2 separate regions of the Mus musculus genome follow, and region 1 is linked to region 2. The links are chromatin loops, found by intact Hi-C in ENCODE. Cell type or tissue: heart. All regions are shown on one strand. Links, peaks and the distances in the headings refer to the core of each region. The heading gives the core; the rest is flanking DNA. Region 1 holds the start of Akr1c13 (aldo-keto reductase family 1, member C13). Region 2 holds the start of Akr1e1 (aldo-keto reductase family 1, member E1).

Region 1 (9,207 bases), core at 840-8,839, 420 kb after region 2:
GACTAAGCAAACTGAACACAAGGAAGTCTTCTTGGGACAGGACAATTACACAGACACTCCTTCTACTCCCAGCTAAGACACTGTTACAAAAGGATGCAAATGCAAAGATCACAGATACCAAGCAAGGCCAGGTTAATAATAGGGACTTGGAGAGAAAGTACTGTCCTATGTTAGTCTTTCTACATATCCATTCTCTTTTTCTGAGAGATCTAAATACAGACAGAAAAAAGCATCTAATGTAAGAGTATATCCTTATTTAAAGTACCTTAACTACATCATGTTAGAGGTTATTTATTTCGGTATCAGCCTCTTCAATCCAAGATTATTTGTTTTAAAAAGACATGGCTAGAATTAAACCTAAAATTATTGCCTTGGCTGCCAGATTTGAATAATGATATGACTGGGGTTTTGTTAAAGGTTTAGGGTGTGGGCTGGGGAGATGTCTCACTCAGTAACACCCTTGCAGACAACTTTGGTATCTTAGTTTGGAACCCAGCTCTCTTGTAAAGCAGAGTATGGCATGCAGACTCAGTGCATGAGGAGGAAGCATCAAGGTGAGCCCTGCAGCTCACCCCTGAGCACAACAGACTCGGTGAGACACTGGGTTCACACAGATAAAGCATGAGCATTGGAGGGCAGCTTTGACCTCTTACTTCCTCAGACATTGTTCACAACACACAAAGACACATACAATCATACAATACTTACAAAGGGTTGAAAAAGTAAATGAGAGTAGCTTTTTCATTGTCCTAAGAATCTCTACAGTTATCTTTTCACGATAAAAGACAGTGATTAAGTTCTGGCTTCTACCACCTTATCTGGAAACGAGCCCTGCCTTATCCAAGAGTAAGGACACCGTGAGTTATCAAAGCTGAGGCTCCAGTAGTGGCCTTGACCTATTCTTGATATTGTGCAACTTTGCAAAAGTAACAAATCCTGTGTAGATCTCCAGATTTCTCTGGAGTCTAACAGGAAGGAGATGGACACATTTGAAGTCAAGGGAAGAGATCCTTTGCCACACATTTAAAAGGTATCAGGAGGAATAGAAAACAAGAAAGTCCCTCCAGGTTTGCAAACAGTCCACTTGATGTTTTTTGTTCTGAGGACAACCATGTTCTAAATCCAAAATACACTAATGAATACCAATAACTCACATTTATCTTTACTAGGTCCTCTTTCTCCCCATCATAATGATTCACTATAAAATTCCAGAAAGTTTTCCACAGTTGAGAGTTATACATGGGAGATCTCACTTAGTTCTGGTAAACATCCACTGTGAGATGCTGATGGCTACCCTGAAACAAAACCAAAGTATTTGCAAATATTTGTTTCATGCCTTAGTCTCCGACATTGGTTCCCAACCTTCCTAATGCTGCAACACTTTAATTCATTGCCTCATGCTGTGGTGATCCCCAGACATAAAATGAGTTTGGGGTTCCAACCCACAGATTTGAGAACATACAGGAAGCCACCCTGAATGTTCATTTCCGGCATTTTGCCTTTTTGCAATGAAAAATTATGTTGTAGGTTATGGACATAAAGAGAACTCCCCTCCCACACTGCAACCAAGAAAGCTGATAGGCAATCTGGTGACTTTCTTCTCCTCTATCAATCTTTGAAGCATGGATACAAGAAAAGCATAGTGCCCAGAATTGTTAGGTCATGGGTCTGTCCCTTTAAGCCTGGAGCTCACAGCCAAGTTCACTCTTAGAGCTGGAAGGTCCCAAATGGGAACAGTAGATTCACAGACATGCCTAGGCCAGAAAAGTAAATCCAAGGGGAAATACAAACAAAAATAAAAATAAAAACAAAAACAAAAACAAAAAGAGTCAAATCCTACCAAGACCAGATTCCCAGTCAGACAGTAAAAATAACAAGGAAGATAAACTTTCTCCCTGTCCCTGAATTCGCTTGCTGAGTTATAGTAAATGTTCTAGTGCTACTGAGACATGTACCCTATAGCTTCATTATATGCTGCACTAACACCTACCACAGGAGAAAATGTCTTTAGAGTTTGCCCCCCTTTGTTCCCCTTCAGCATGCCTCCCTACTGATTCACCAGGAACAGGGGTCTTCCTCAGAGAAAAGCAAGCATGAATATAGCTAGGTCTCCCAACCACAGCCACCAATTTCAAGTGCTGCTGTAACCTCTATTTATCAAGAACAATCAGCAAGCAGGGGATACACAATCAGACCCTGATGCAGGGCAAACCTAACTTTCTGTTCTCTTGTACACGGATTAGCTCTAGCCTGAGATACTGACAATCCTGTATTCTTACCTCCTTGGGTTTATAGGTGCCAAAGCCCAGGGCAGGAATTAAGTGGCCATCATTTAGTTTGACACAGTGCTGTTTGGAGCTCATTGTCTCTCACTCCCCTGGCTAAGCACTTCCTGAGTATTCTGTTGCCCTGAAGCGGAAGTGGGTAAACATCGTCTATCAACTTCCTGTCTAATGGTTAACAAGGGACACTCCCTTTCTGGCAGTTAGCCATGCCTACTCACTGGCTAATGTTTAACTATCTGCTATCCAGCTAATGATTAATCAGTGCTACTGTCTGGCTAATGGTTAACAGTACTGTTGTGTGCCTACTGTTTTAAATACTACTATTGTCTGTCTAATGGACACCAACACAAGGGAGGAGTCAGAAATTTAAAGCAGTATTCCACAAATAAGAACGCAAGCCACTCATTTTCATATAAAGGATAAATTTCAAATAAAGTACTATATAAGATAAAGTACGTGTTTACTGTGGTTTTTCTCTTCTTTATCTCATATATTAAATACTATTAAAGAAGAGATTGGTTGAACAATTATAATACTGAAGATACTTATTTTCATTTGGCCATTATGAAGCCTCTACTTGAACATGCATCACTGAAAATCATGAGTTACTGCATGCCCTGTAAACATAAAGAAAAAAGAAGCCACACTTGAGCACTTAAAGTGATAGGGGCATCAAACCACCCAAAAAACTTTGACTCAAAATTTTCCCTGTCTACAAGAAATGCAAAGATAAGATGGAGCAGAAACTGAGGGAATGGCCAAGGAATATCCAGCTCAACTTGATTCCCATCCCATGGGCAAGTATCAGTCCCTGAAAGATGTTATGTTATGGTTGCAGACAGGAAGGAAGCTAGCATAACTGTCCTCTGAAAGGCTCCATCCAGCATCAGACTAAAACAGGTGCAGAGGCCCACAGCCAAACTTTGGATGGAGCTCAGGGACTCTTATGGAAGAGTTGAGGGAAGGATTGAGAGTCCTGAAGAGGGTAGAAACCCTATAAGAAGACCAAGAGAGTCAGCTAAACTGGATACTTGGGGGCTCTCAGAGACTGAACTATCAACTAAAGAGCATACTCAGACTCAACCTAGCACACACACACACACACACACACACACACACACACACATAGTAGAAGTACAGCTTGTGTCTCATGTGGGTCCCAATAACTGGAACGGGAATGTTCCTTAAAACTGTTGCCTGTGTAGTCTGTTTCCCTATCTGGGCTACCTTGTCTGGCCTCCTGGGAGAGAATACATCTAGCAATGCAGAAACTTGATGTGCCAGAGGTAGGGGGATACCCAGGATACCGCCACCCTCTCAGAAGAGAATGGGAGGGGTAGAGACAGTATAAAAGGGGGAGCAGGTGGGTAGTGATCAGGATATAAAGTGAATAAATAATTAATGGAAAAATAGTTCATGAACTGAATTTAGTCTTCTCAGAATTTTTTTAAAAACAAAGATATCAACAACTAAAACTGAAATTTTTTATTAATCATTCCATTCATTTACATCTCAAATGATATCTCACTTCCCAGCTACCCCTCCACAAAACCCCCCATCCCACATCAACCCTCTCCTCCCCCCCTTTGCCTCCATGAGGGTGCTCTCCCACCCACCCTCTCCCACCCTACAGATTCAGCAACTCCCTGTGCTGGGCCTTCAAACCTCCTTGAGACCAAGGTCCTCCCCTCCCACTGCTGTCAGGCAAGTCCATCCTCTACTACATATGTATCTGGAGTCATAGATCCCTCCCTGTACATTCCTTGGTTGGTGGTCTAGCCTCTGGGAACACTGGATAGTCCAGCCAGCCTATGTTGTTTTTCCTATGGGGTTGCAATCCCCCCTGCTCCTCCAGTCCTTCTGTCAGGTTCCTCACGGGGTCCCTAAATTGTCTGATGGTTGGCTCCGAGCATTACATCTGCACTGGTCAGTTGTAGGCCAGACCTCCCAAGGAGCAGCCATACCAGGTTCCTGTCAGCAAGTGGCCGCAGCAACAGTGTAGGGTTTGGTGTCTTCTTTTTGAAATTACTCACTGTAAATTTTTTCATGTATTTTTCTATTATCATTTTCACAAGTGTAACCCTGAAATATAGTAAAGGAGACAGCATGGAATAGTGCTTAGTGGTTGATAAAGAACTGGCAGTTACTGGATTTTTGTTTTCTGCAATATGTAACATGACTTAAAAACTACTATAACATTCACTTCTTAGATCAGTTTGCAACATTTGTTTCAAATAAGTACTTGTGTATATATGCTGGGTGTACCAGAAGAATGTGTCTAATCACTTGGGGGTATAATGACCAGCATTCATGTGAGTCCTAGGTGTATCCTATGGGTGCTAGGATACAAACACTGCTCCCAAGACTTCATAGCAACCACTCTTAACCACTGTACCATTTCTCCAGTCCCTGATTTTAGAACTATAAATAATATGTTAAAATGCAGATCAATAGCTTATGTCCTTGTTCAACATTCATAAAAGGACTAAATTGAAAATAATCAAGTTACTATGAGATTTAGAGTAGGGGAATAAATTTAGTAAAGTATTGATGAGATAGATATTTTTTTTCCATTAAACCTAAAATACATAGATTTCCACTAAAGCAAAACATATGGGACTAGACTACGTGATAATTTTAAATGTCATGTGGCCATATCATGTGCATTACATACAAGTCAGGTTGAAATTAATAAATTTTCATTGTTTTCAAAAAACAGTTATTGTGATTAATAACTTTTCTGTATGCTTTCTAATATTCTAGAATTGATGTCTATCAACTTGGAATCTGAAGAAGGTTTTTTACTAGGGAGTATAAAAGAGGACAGAGAGATTGCTTGGCTCTTAAGAGCATCAGCTCCTTTTCCATTGGACCAAGACTTGCTTCCAGAAACTTCTTGTTGGATGACAACATTCTGTTATTCAGGGATCTGATGCCCTCTTCTGGCTTCATGAGAACTACATCCATGTGGCTAACAGGCACAAGCAGGCAAAATAACTATGCCATAAAAATACAAAAACTCACCCACAAAACCTTCCACCCACAATTTATCGTGCCTATAAGAAGTTCAGGGACAGAGATGGAGCAGAAACTGAGGAAACAGCCAAGCCGTAACAGACCCAGCTTGAGACCCAATCCAGCAAGAGCCAGTCCTTGAAACTATTCATGATACTCTGTTATACTTGCAGAGAGAAGCCTAGCATAACTGTCCTCTGAGAGACTCCACCCAGCTTGGAGCTCAGGGTGTCTTGTTGGGGGAAGGATTAAGGGACCTAGAAGGTATCAGAGCCCCACAAGAAGACCAACAGAGTCAACTAACTTGGGGCTCTCAGAGACTGAACCACCAACCAAACAGCAAGCCTGGTCCAGACCTAGACACCAGCACATATGTAACAGATGTGCAGCTTGGTCTTCATGCAGGTTCCCAACAGCTGGACTGGGGGCTGATCCTAACTCTGTTGCCTGCCTTTGGATCTGGTTCCCCTTGTCTGACCTCATTGGGAGAGGATGTGTTTAGTCTTGCTGTGACTTTATGTGACAGGGTGAGTTGATACCCAAGGTAGGATACTCCCACTTTCTCAAGGGAGAAGGGAAGGAAGGATATGGGGAGGGCCTCTATGAGGGGAGACTGGTAGAAGAAGGGAGCAGGTTGTGATCAGGGTGTAAAGTGAATAAATAAATTAATGAAAATAAAGAAACTATAGTATTTTTAAAGAAATATAAAAGAATATCAGTTATATTTCATCTGTTCCTAGCTTCTGTTGTATAGCATATCTATCTGTGAAATCCACTAATGTGGCTAAAGGAGCCTGCAGTGCATTCTGTTGATTGCATAGTAATGTTGCATTTGTTTACATGTATGACACATATCATTTAGACCTTCCCCTGCTAATGGAAATTTAAGCTATTCCACTTGTCACATATATGAGAACTAATTGTATCATGATATATCTTTGGGCAGATGAATAGGAATAGATGATAGATAGATAGACAGATAGATAGATAGATAGATAGATAGATAGATAGATAGATAGATAGATAGATAATAGGTAGATGAGAGATGGATAGTTGATAGATAATAGATTAGATTGGATAAGATAAGATAAGATTAGATTAGATTAGATTAGATTAGATTAGATAGATGTTGTATCCGGCCAGTAGATCACAGGTCTGGGTTTTAGCCTGGAAAGGCATTTTGGAAACCTGGAAGAGAAGAGGAGCTAGGCAGCACGAGGTAAGGATGGAACCAAGACAAGGCTCTGCTCAAGGTTCCATTTTAATGTCAGCAAACACGCTTTATAAAGAAAAGGGGAGGCCCATCCCTGGCCAAGCAAAGTTCCTTTGAAGTCGATAGGTCAGCCTTATAGTAAATCGCAGTTTGGTGCTAACTCCAGAAAGTCTTGGAACAGAGGCCTCAGGCAGGTTGGGCCTCAGGCAGGTAGTGGCACATCAAAGGAGCAGCACAGCAGGTGGCGCCGCTGCTTATGCAGCAGATGGTCACAGCCAGCCTTGCTAGGCTGGAAGGAGGTAACATTTCCCCCCTTTAAATAATATTAAACAAAACTGGACTTAGGCAAAAAATTTATTTATGCTCTATAATTTTGCCTGAATTCTTAGGGTCCAATGAAGAAACCTGTCTCAGTGGGAATCCCTAACTTTTCTCATGGTAAACCCTTATTTGGATAAGACTGTCCTTTCTGTCCTAGTAACTTCTTTGCTGAATTCCTACTGAATTTCACGGTCATACCAGGACATTGGAACTCTGGTGAAGACTTAACTGTATCAGAATTTGATTTTTAAAAGTACTATAATAAGATAACACTAAAGGAGAGCACATGGATCCTTCTCTGCATTCTTGGATGACAGACGGGGAACAGGAAGGAGGGGATGATGTCCAGCTCTGTAGTACAAGGCCAATTAGCTTTTTAGGATAGGAGGCAGTGAAGGGCTTGCCCTTCCAACAGTATGGTCTCCAACCTCTCTTCCCCCCTATTAATTAAGTTTAATAAGGCCACGCTTAACTGAGGTGATCAAATGATTTTCTCATCCGTAGATGAGTGGGCTTTAACCTTGGCTTAGGGGGGAAATTGAGCCGACTTTTCCTGTGGGTGCTGTCACGACTCACACCTGTGGCTCTTGGTATCTTTTGGGGAGGGGAGGCAGAGCCTTAGCAAGGTATTCTTGGTTGTAACTGAAACTAGAAACCAACCTCCATCTCAATCGGGTGTATCTCACAGGGAACCCAGAAATGGTCAAGCTGGACCTTCCCCTGCAGTAATTTTCTGCACCCAAGCAGTACCCATACTGTATTCATATGATCACAGACCAGTATGCACAATTATGAGTACTGTGTAGCTCTTAAAAGAGAATTGTCAACCTCAGATTTAGCAAGGCCTAGACAAGAATTGTGTCATTAGTAACACCACGATTTGTGACTAAAATAGGAGCCAGAAGTCCTCCTCTTCATCTCTGTTATTCTCACAGCTTGAGGAACTAAGGGGACCTTGCAGTAACAGCAAGGGTGGAAAACCAGAGGCCAGCTAAGGAACTAAGCCCGTCTATCAGAATAAAACCAATCTCTTTTAATATTTAAAATATCTGCCTTACTAGCCCTCTTGGTAAACCTAAATCTCAACTCAGACTAAAAGTCACAAAGCGTGCTGAAATGAAAATAGTAGCTGCTTCCTGTATGCTCTAGGGGGCTGGGATGCATGCCCACTGCAGTCCAGCTGAAGGTGTAGATTGACCTGCTTGAAAGACAAAAATCTTAGACAGTGAAGAGTAACATCACAAAGCTTCTTTTGGGGAAGTTCAGGTACTTTATTCAGTTGCAAATTAGCAAGGCACAAGCTCAGTCTCTGGGCTGGTTTTAGAATAGTAAAAAGGCCAGAGACTCTCTGGAAGTGGGGGATGTGCTTTGAATTAACTTTGCTTAGTAATTAAGAATATAGGAATCTCTAATATTGGACCGAATATTAGACCAGTCTAAGATTGAATTAGAATGACTGATCACACTGAAGAAAAGAGAAAAATCATTATGACTCTATTAAATGACTAATCTTACTAAGTCAGAATACAGTCTCCGATGTACTTTTAAAAGTACATCAAAGTTAAAAGGTTTGAAGCTAGTCTAAACTGGAAAAATGGAAAGAAAGGATGGATCTAAAACATGAATCTTATTTAGTTTTTTAGCCATTTCAATCAGGGCACTGAGTCAACTTACCTGTCAGCTTGTCACACGAATTAACCACTCATGCTTTTGTAGCGTTTTGTGGAGAGAACCTGTTTTTCCCTTCCCTAATAATGTAGCTGTTTAGGATAAATTTATAAGCCAATAAGTAGATCCTTTTAAGATACTATAAAGCATTTATTAAATTCTTTGACATTTAAATTTCAAAATTTGAAAATAAAGGTATGATTTAAATAGTGTGCATGGGAATGCACTAAATAGTATGTATGGGGATACAATTTTTCTCTTTTTTGTCTTTTAATAAGTTAAAGTTTTAAAGTTTCACAATATCTAATCTTTTGAATTAATAACTTGTTGGCAAAACATTTTAAATACTTGGCTGTAAAGGGGCAGTGACTAATTGCACTTTCAATCATTTTTCTTAAGGAGCGGTTGTAACTAGAAAGCTTGAAAAGTTATAAAGAGTCACATGTGCATAATTCATTTATTAACTAGGAATAAGAGCATTTATTTGTAGCAAATTATTAAGTAAAAGTCCTCAAGAATTAACACTATTATGTGGAAACAAGTAGTAACTGAGGACACTAAAAGGAATTATACATGCACAATTTTTAAGAATACTAAAATATTATCTTAAACCATAACTGTTATGAATATATAAACAACGAGGTTATATATCTAATCTATTTTATATGGATGGCCTATAAACTGTTTGAGATATAAATTTATCTT
Region 2 (9,207 bases), core at 768-8,767:
AAAAGTTGTTATCATGTGCTTTGAAAAAGTGTCTTAATGGTCTCCTGAAGTTTTTCAAATGAGGATGAAATGAAGGACTATAGCCCCAGGCTGAACAGAGATTTTGCTTTGGTCAAGAATAGTTATGTGCAGAAAGATTTAAAGACTGGATGTATGCCAGTATGCATACCAACCTAATCCTCAGAATTTGAAAACTTTAATTTTTTTATTCAGGCTCTTACTGGTCCTTATTTTTGAGATGCTCATCTTTGGAAGATGCCTAGCTTAGTAAAGCCTGGAAGTGGGTGAATGTGTGACAGGAAGATAAATGTGTCTCTGTGCATTGCCTGTTTGCAAGGGGAATACAAATAAAGCTGCTATAGACAGTTTTCTTTCTAAAATGACTGCTATTTGCATGCCTAGCTGCAATAGATGGTAATTATGTTTGCTCAGCAAACCTCACTTATGGACAATCACTTATTGTTGACCAGCCTAGTAGATGTAAAATAGTATCTCATTGTTATTTAATGTGAATTTCCCAAAGAACTGAAGACATTCAGCACTTCTTCGTGAGCTTATTTGCTGAAATGTGTGCTCAAATCTCTTGCTCAATTTTTGGCATATTATGAAATTTCATTATGAAATTTTCACTGTTTGTTTTCTTACTGGTAATTATTTATTAAGCTCATGTTTTGCTGATATAGCCCATACTATATGGCTTGATTTTATGTTTTCTTATGTAACATCAAGTTTCAAATGCCGAAGTCCTTCCTTAAAACTAATTCTATTCTGTCTTTTCTTGTGGCTGGGACTTTCCGCTCTTATATCTAGGAGTAATTTTATTAAATTCACATTCAGAGAAGGTTTTCTTATTTGATTACACTTACAAATTTTATGTTTTAATATGTAGACCAATAATTCATTTAACTTGTATATACGTTGAAAGGTATGGACCATGGCTCATATTGTTTGTGTGCATCTATTTAGCAATACTTGCTGAATAAATCAACTCTTCTTTCCCCGTTGAATCCGCTTTATAAACCTTTACAGATATCCACCTGGCGTTGTTTAAGAAGTCTGTATCTGGCTTCTCCTTCTCCTTCACTGACTTGTGTTTCTGTCTTTTTGCTAATACAACACGTTTAACGTTTATAGCTTCATACTCTTTTTAAAACTTATTTCTCTTACTTCTGAGGTTATAATTACAAGTTTTCCCTTCTCGTATCCCTCCAAAACCACTCAAATGCTTTGCTTTCACTCTTTCAAATTCTTGGCCCTTTTAAATTAGTGTTACAGGTATGTAAGTAGAATGGAATCCCTAACTATAACTCACTGGGCATCCGTATTTTTACTCATATGTACAATTTCAGGACTGACACCTCCATTTCCCTCTCTTCTCCATGTGGATAGCACTTTTTCTTTTATTTACAGAAAATCTATTATTACAGACATTATTTTGTAATTCTATTCAAAATTTATTGCTTCTCTAAATTGATTTTGGAAGGGTTAAGATTACTACCTTACAAGCCTTACAGTTTACAAGTAGGTTACAGCTTTGGGTTGCTTTTTTGCTTTTTTGTTTTTCTTTCTTTGTTTTTCTTTATATATATATTTTTTTATTACATATTTTCCTCAATTACATTTCCAATGCTATCCCAAAAGTCCCCCATACCCTCCCCCCCACTTCCCTCCCCACCCATTCCCATATTTTTGGCCCTGGCGTTCCCCTGTACTGGGGCATATACAGTTTGCATGTCCAATGGGCCTCTCTTTCCAGTGATGGCCGACCAGGCCATCTTTTGATACATAATGCAGCTAGAGTCAAGAGCTCCAGGGTACTGGTTAGTTCATAATGTTGTTGCACCTACAGGGTTGCAGATCTCTTTTAGCTCCTTGGGTACTTTCTTTTTTTTTTTTTAACAGATCTTGCCTGAGTTTGTTTGTAAGAACAACATAGGACCCTGGTCATCTGCAAATAGTGTGTGGGGAGGTGTGTCACAGCAGTCTGTCTGTCTTCACACAGGCAGGAGCCTTTTCTATGGGGCCTTCACAGGGGCCTGTGTACCTTTGGGGGCCTGAGCACCTTTGGGAGCCTGGGCTGGAGCTGAAGCCTGGGCCTTAGCTGGAGCTTTGGCCCCTGCCTTGATTTGAACCTTAGGATTCGGTTGGCAGAGCCTCTGACCCTTGGCCATGTAGCTTTGAATCCGCTTCCCAAGCTTAGGGTGAGCGATGAAAGCCAGCCGCTTGAGTTTGGGGCCTTTTGGCATCTTGGGCTTGATGGCCTGAGGCTTCACCAGGGCCTTGATGGCCTCTGCGCGCGCACTCACTGCCTTTGCATTGTTGGCCTGCATCTTCTTCAGGCCTTTCTTGTTGTGCGTCTTGGCAAAGTGCATGTTCCTCAGGTACTTGGGGTCAACCCCCTTAAGAGATTCGTATCTTTGCGACCGGGGTTTCTTGATGCCATTTCTGTGCCATTTGCGGGACTGGTTGTGTGTGGTGTGGTTCTTGGACTTGGCCATGTCTGCACAGTAACCCGCGGCTCCCGAAGTGCCTGGGACCGGAAGAGAAAAAGGTTTTTTGTTTTTCAATGGCTACTTCTTTACAAAGTGCCTTTGTAATTTTGACATATAGGTAATACATACTTTGGACATAGCAGTGAACTTGATTTGACCTACTTTCCCTTTCTCTAGGCAAGTATCTTGATGTCATGAGACATATTCCTCTCACCCTAAGCTTTAGATATTTCAGATAAACTTGAGATTATCTATAGAGGACATTATGTCAACACCTTTAGCCACACCCTTCACAATTAGTCCCAATATCTGAGTCTCCCTAGTTGATTGCTCTCTCTGTCTCTGTCTCTGTCTCTGTCTCTGTCTCTGTTTCTCTCTCTCTCTCTCTCTCTCTCTCTCTCTCTCTCTCTCTCTCTTTCTCTCTCTTTCTTCTTCTTCTTCTTCTTCTTCTTCTTCTTCTTCTTCTTCTTCTTCTTCTTCTTCTTCTTCTTCTTCTTCTTCTTCTTCTTCTTCTCCTCCTCCTCCTCCTCCTCCTCCTCCTCCTCCTCCTTCTCTCCTCCTCCTCCTCCTCCTCCTTCACTCCCACTCTCTTCTTTCTATGTGTGAATAAATTTCATCAGCCACCTTCTTGCTCATGCAGCCTGCTGCCAGGCTTTACCCTCCATTGATGAACACTTCACTCTGGAATCTTAATCCAATATACACTTATTCTTTCTTAAATTACATTTCTTGAGGTGTTTATTCAGAAACAGGAAATTAACTAATATAGGTGTCATGGATTTTCCATGTTTAAGTTGTGTGCTAACTTTAAGTCTTGGTCAACTCAAAGTCTTTTCTTCCTTTTCTCCTTGCTTTTCTTTCTCCCATTTTCTCTTTCCCTCTCCTGCTCCCATCCCTCTTGCTCCATCCCTCCCCTCTTCTCCAATTCCTTATCTCCCCTCTCTCTGTGTATGTGGGTTGGAGAGGGGGCTAACTATGAGACTAAGAAACAGAAGTTTTATGTATGCCTATCAAGCTGTTTTGTCTTTTCAACTCTTTACTCATAACTTGGGACACTTATCACATAGAAAATTTTGATGCTAAGTTCTTTCTTTTTCTAGAAAGTGTTTCATCTTTGATCTAAACAATGCTCTTTTGGAAAATCAATACAAAAACTAAACTAAGTACAATGCCACAGGTCTCAAATACCCTCAATCCTTTCCTAGCATTTGTCTTACCCTTTTATTGTTGACAGATTGAATCTTCATCCATTCAACTGTCTAATGCAGATATCAGAAGTGGGTGCCTCCTACAGCCCACACTATTACAACACATTATACCCTGTTGGCTATTCTTTTTCCATATCTCATAACACCTCCCCGTCTCCTACTCATTCTCTCACAACATTTAGCCTACTTTCTTATAATTGCCACCATTTGCTGTAGGTTTGTCCCTTCTGGTTTCTGTCCTCTCAGAGGTGGAGAAACAACTTGTAACTCAAAGTCCAAATGATATGGTATTTTATACACTAAAGCCCATTTATGTATATATTTGGTCCAGAATATTATCCCTTTAGTGAATGTGCTAATGAGATAATGAAATAATGTGTATCCTGCTTCAGTTATATACAGTCAATGTTGTCCATTGTGATGGAGTCATTTTTTCTCTAATAATAGATTTCTGTGTATGCAGTTGTTATTTTATTTGTATTAATTTCTTGAGAATTTCACACATCTATACAAAGTATTTTGATTGTTTCACCCAGAATTTCACTCTGTAACTTCTTCTGGATCCACTCCCCACACCTGCCAAACTCCCACCTGACCCCTACTCCCGTCTCTCACCAATCCAATGTGCTCTGTCCATATGTCCACAGACTCACAGCTGTGGGGGCATCCACTTGAGTATGGTTGACTTACCAGAAATTATAAACTTAACGAGAACCAACTACCCTTCCTCTAGAAGCAGTCATCTGCTTATCAATAGCTCATCAGCTAGGGGTGGGGCACTCAAGACTCTCATGCTTTACACACTGAGTCTTTTATTGTCTTGCTCTTGCTTAGGTTTTTTGCAGGCAACCACTGCTGCTGCAAACTCATGCTAATATCATGTGCAAAAAAACCATTGTTTGGCTTCAGTTCTCTCCAACTTACCACTCTTTGACCCACCTCTCCTAAAGGGACCTCTGAATCTTGTGAGGAGGTTTGTGATATAGCTGTCTCATCTGTGGATGAACACCTCACAAACATGAGGTGTTCTCTATGCATTGACCGATTGTATGTTTCTGTATTGATTTCCCTCTACAGAACAAAGACATCTCTCTGATAAAATCTAAGAGGTGCACCATTCAAAGTTATATAGATTAACCATTCAGACAATAGTCTAATGTTATTTAGAAAGCTGATATTAGTAGATTAATCCCGGGCTTGTTCATTCTGCAACCATGAATTCTTGTCCATGATTATTGTGCTAGGCATGCATTTTTCTCTGTGGAATGGTCCTCATATCTAGTCAGAATGAACTGATTACCTGCCCAAAACATTTATGCATGTCTACAAGCATATCTTGCCATGCAGCATATCATTTTGCCTCCAATGTTTTCTGATAGAAAACCTATTGATGACTTTTCTCCTACAGCAGCCCACACAGCATGCAATCTGGATAGCAGAGAAGTTCCCTAGTCAATACCAACTTTATTTCTCTGTTTCCTATGAACAGAATATATGATGTCTTTAATACTAGAATTATATCATCAAATTCTTCTGGTCCACATCCAAGATCACCGTCAATGACCTGCAATATTTTAGAGGTCTCTGCAACCTCCAAAACAACAGCTTAAGGTAAGGTATGGTACACCTGTCACTGAGCTTTTTATTTAGCAACTGGGAGAAATGTTATACTCTGTGTGAGGTAGTATGGCATTTCAATTAAACACACATATACACATATGTATAGACATATATGTGTTCATAAATACATGTCTAAATATATGTATTTCTAGATATACATTTATATATTATATATCATTTATATATGTTTTATACACACCCTACATATATTCCTACATACACATCTGTATTTTGAGAAACAACCACCAGAGGGCAGGAAGAATCAACTTATAAAGTTCATGTGTCTTATGATTTTGTTTTTTCATACAACTTATTAGTGTGTCTTCAATTGTATTTCTTAATTATGAAGAATTATTGCAAAATAGTTCCAAAGTTTAGGTGAAGTGTCTCCTGTGTAGTTACCAGCTTGCCCTTTAAATTTGTTGATTTTTCTCACAATTACCTATATATAAGAATAAAATGTGTTTTCTAAAATGACATTTATTAAATACATATGCAAAATTAACCTAATGGCATCCAAATATTTCCGGTTTACCCTTGTTAAGTTGCTTGTACTGACCAGAATATGCTGTTTATTGAATGGATAATTGAGCAGATGTATTTGCATTCACATATACATATGCATGTGTATATGTTCATTATGTATATGTTAGTGTATATATTTGTCTCTGCCTGCCATGAGAACCTGGCAAAAGTTTTCTGTGTGTTAAAATAAACTACCTCATCAAATTTTGAGGTTTCAATAATTTCTTGTAAAGCATGCTTGTATGTTTTTCAAGTATTTACATCTGTAACATTGGTTTCTGCTAAATTACTACCTAAGAAATCTGAAATGACCATTAAAAAAGAAGGCATCCCTAGATCAAACTACCCTTTTATGAAATGATAGAAATCATTTAAAGATAGGACAATATTTCTATAGATTTATGAACTGAAAGTGTAAGTGTCGCTATGAGTAATAAAAGCTTATCAGAGAGAGAGAGTACTAATAATATTGAACATCTGAAAACACATCCTCTTGCAAATGGATACTTCCATGTTAATCTGCATAAAGATCGAAAGCTACAAATAGTTGTCTGACCGTTAATGGCTTAACTTTGCCATTTTTACAAAATATAAATAAAAAAAGAGAACTGGAGAAGATGTAGAGTTTTCCACATCCACAGTGCATCTGCCATGAGCACTTGAAAAACTCAAACAAATGAACAGATGTGTAATATGGCAACAGAGAAATTAAAATAACAAAACAAAACTTTGGGTTGAAATTGTAAAATTGTTGAATTCTGCTAAGTTTTTAATAAGTTATTAACAAACATAGTGAAGGATACAAAATTCTAAGCACTGTAACACGCAAATCTTCAATTTTTCTAATCATCTTAGTAATGCTAATATTTTCGAAATAGCTATTTACCTTTGCGTTTATGGGCTGGTTTTCTGGTTCCTTCTAGATGTTTCAGCTTGTGATTTTAGGATTATTGCCAACTGAATAAGACCTAAAAATCACCTGGGAGACAGTCTTGTAGGCATTCCTTTGAGGGATTATCTTGTGGGAAGACCCTTGGGTTTTTGTTTTTGTTTTGTTTTGTTTTGTTTGCAATTATAATTACATTTCTCTCTTCCTTTTCCTCCCTCAAAATCTGCCTATATACTATTTGCTCTCTTTAAATGACCTCCCTTATTATTAGTTCTTATTACAGTGAATAATCTTCCAGAGATGTTTAATTTTTAATCTTGATTTTTTTAATTCCATAAGACACACCTTAAAAATGATATTCAGATTATATTTCCTCTATTACTAAAATGGCAATCACCTCAAAGTAGCACTCATCATCATTGCAAGGTTCAAGACAGCTGATATAGTCAAACCTGTTTTTTCCAGGATACTAGAAACGATCATCAATCTAAAACATCTGATGTCCAGGAAATATCCTGAACCACAGCCTGTTTGCAAGAAGGACAGAGCACTGGATCTGGGCTTTAGGCAGGTTGCTCGGAGACGGAATTCTTAGGATCATAGAGGATTTAGGACAGAGATAAAGCACAACCAAACCCAATTGCTTAGGTCCCCTGAAAGATGGACTATGCTCTCAGCCAATCAGAGCACCAAGCGACCTCTCCATCAGCCAATTAAACTGCCAGAACTCCAGCCTATCACGGCATTTCCTGAGGTCCCTGGAACGCTCTCTGGCCGCTAAAGTGCAGGAAGAGGCTGAGCCTTTGAGCAAAGGGGAACCATGGAAAACATCCCTACAGTGGGCTTGGGCACCTGGAAGGTGAGGACACACTCCGGTGTGGGTGGGGCTAAGGGTCCCGGAGCCTGATGAGTACATGCTCAAAAACAGCCAGGGGCACGGGATTTCTTTTGCCTAGGGTGATTCCTTCCAGACCCGGGCTCTGATTAAGGTTTTCCCCCAGACGGATTAGAGGAGAAGTTGGACTCTCTCTCCTGTGATCCTAAAACACCCTGCTCCCTGCGAGGATTCAAAGCTGTTAGACTAACTTTAAATAAAGCAGTGTGCTGTTAACCTAGCCTTGTGTGAGCTAATCACGGACCCCCAGCCTCCGAAAAATCATTTATGCCTAGTGGCACTCATCTTGGCACAGCAAAACCGAGTGTGTGTCAAATGGCCACAAGGAAGCGTGCTACTTTGCATGCTAAAACAAACCAAATAAAAATAATTAAATAATTGCACCGATGTAAGTGTAATGTCTACTTCTGGAGTCCACTAGCGACATTAGAGATATTTGCGAGTAGTTACACTGCTTGCTCAGTTGATTTTGAATGTAGGGCATAATGAACGTGAAGTTGAATAGTTGAATAGGCCTGTCTGACTCTGGGACAAGTTGTGGGGGAGGGGGAGGCATGATCAAAATTTGTTTCTTTTTATGGTTTGGGGGTTTTGTTTTGTTTTGTTTTTGATAAAAAAGTAAATTTAAAAATTCTGTTTATAGGAAGGTTTTCAAATAAATGTTTCTCCAGAATTTTTTGTAAAAAGGATGGGATTATTATTATTATTATTATTATTTTGGCAATTTGGTGATTTGAGTGTTCTTTGGTACCACATAGTGAATGCTGAGATGTGAGATGAAAGAAATGTCAATAAAATAATAAATAAATAAAACTGTGTGTGTGGGGGGGGGGGAATCACCCTCCCAACACAATTGAAGCATTTAATTCTATCTCCTGAAGACACAGGAATATGACTTTCAAAATATGTGAAGGCAATGGAAAACCATAGCAAATGTGACACTGACTGATGATCTTAAATAATGTCGCTATGCTAGATATGTATATCCCCTTGATCCAATAACCAAGTCATTTAGGACAAAGCAAGGAAGAGATCAAATTCAAAGCTACCTTGAGCTACACTTTTCATATTTGATGGAAATGTCTGTGTCTCACTAAGCTTTTCCTGTGTGTACCCTACAGATATTGAGTGAGTCCATGTGTGTGATACTTGTTTTATGTTTACAGTTGATTCATGCATCCCTGGGTGCTAAATATCAGACCGCTTCCTGCCCCAGCTGTTCTTAGCCCTTCTGTAATCGGGAAGCACAACACAGCAAGAGCTGAAAAGCACCCTGTTTCCAGAATGAGTAAAGATAGCAGAACAGAATATTAATCATATTCTGACTATGACGTTCCATTCTCTACCTTTTGGTCTGGCTGATGTTCATACTGCTTTACTGATTTGAGTATTTATGTATTGCTTGGCTATACTTTCCCACATGACGGGGGAGAAAGGGGATTGGGTTCCCCTGACAGAAGAAACTTTCCTTGTGTTTGGTTATATTCCAGGCCTCCCCAGGAGAAGTGACTGATGCAGTTAAGTTGGCTATCAACCTGGGCTACCGGCACTTCGATTGTGCTTACTTATACCACAATG

Evidence for each region. Peaks named below come from ENCODE experiments on the same cell type or tissue, not always from the same donor. Only the 100,000 strongest peaks of a DNase experiment are listed, where the experiment ranks them.
Region 1: a loop joins it to region 2, with 5 times the contacts of the local background. A loop is called at or near these places in 5 of 42 quality-filtered maps.

Annotation. Positions count from the first base shown.
Region 1 is chr13:4,184,383-4,193,589 of GRCm38, reverse strand. It overlaps Akr1c13 (aldo-keto reductase family 1, member C13), which reads right to left and starts at 2,403. Exons shown (of 9, transcript NM_013778.2): 1 at 2,280-2,403. The coding sequence starts at 2,363. In heart, for the core only: CTCF peaks have their summits at 5,240 (motif pointing left) and 6,763 (motif pointing right); a DNase peak (open chromatin) is centred at 2,449.
Region 2 is chr13:4,607,471-4,616,677 of GRCm38, reverse strand. It overlaps Akr1e1 (aldo-keto reductase family 1, member E1), which reads left to right and starts at 7,514. Exons shown (of 10, transcript NM_018859.2): 1 at 7,514-7,593; 2 at 9,120-9,207. The coding sequence starts at 7,555. It also overlaps the pseudogene Rpl29-ps2. In heart, for the core only: CTCF peaks have their summits at 5,557 (motif pointing right) and 7,937; a DNase peak (open chromatin) is centred at 7,467; H3K4me3 peaks cover 1,211 bases; H3K27ac peaks cover 789 bases.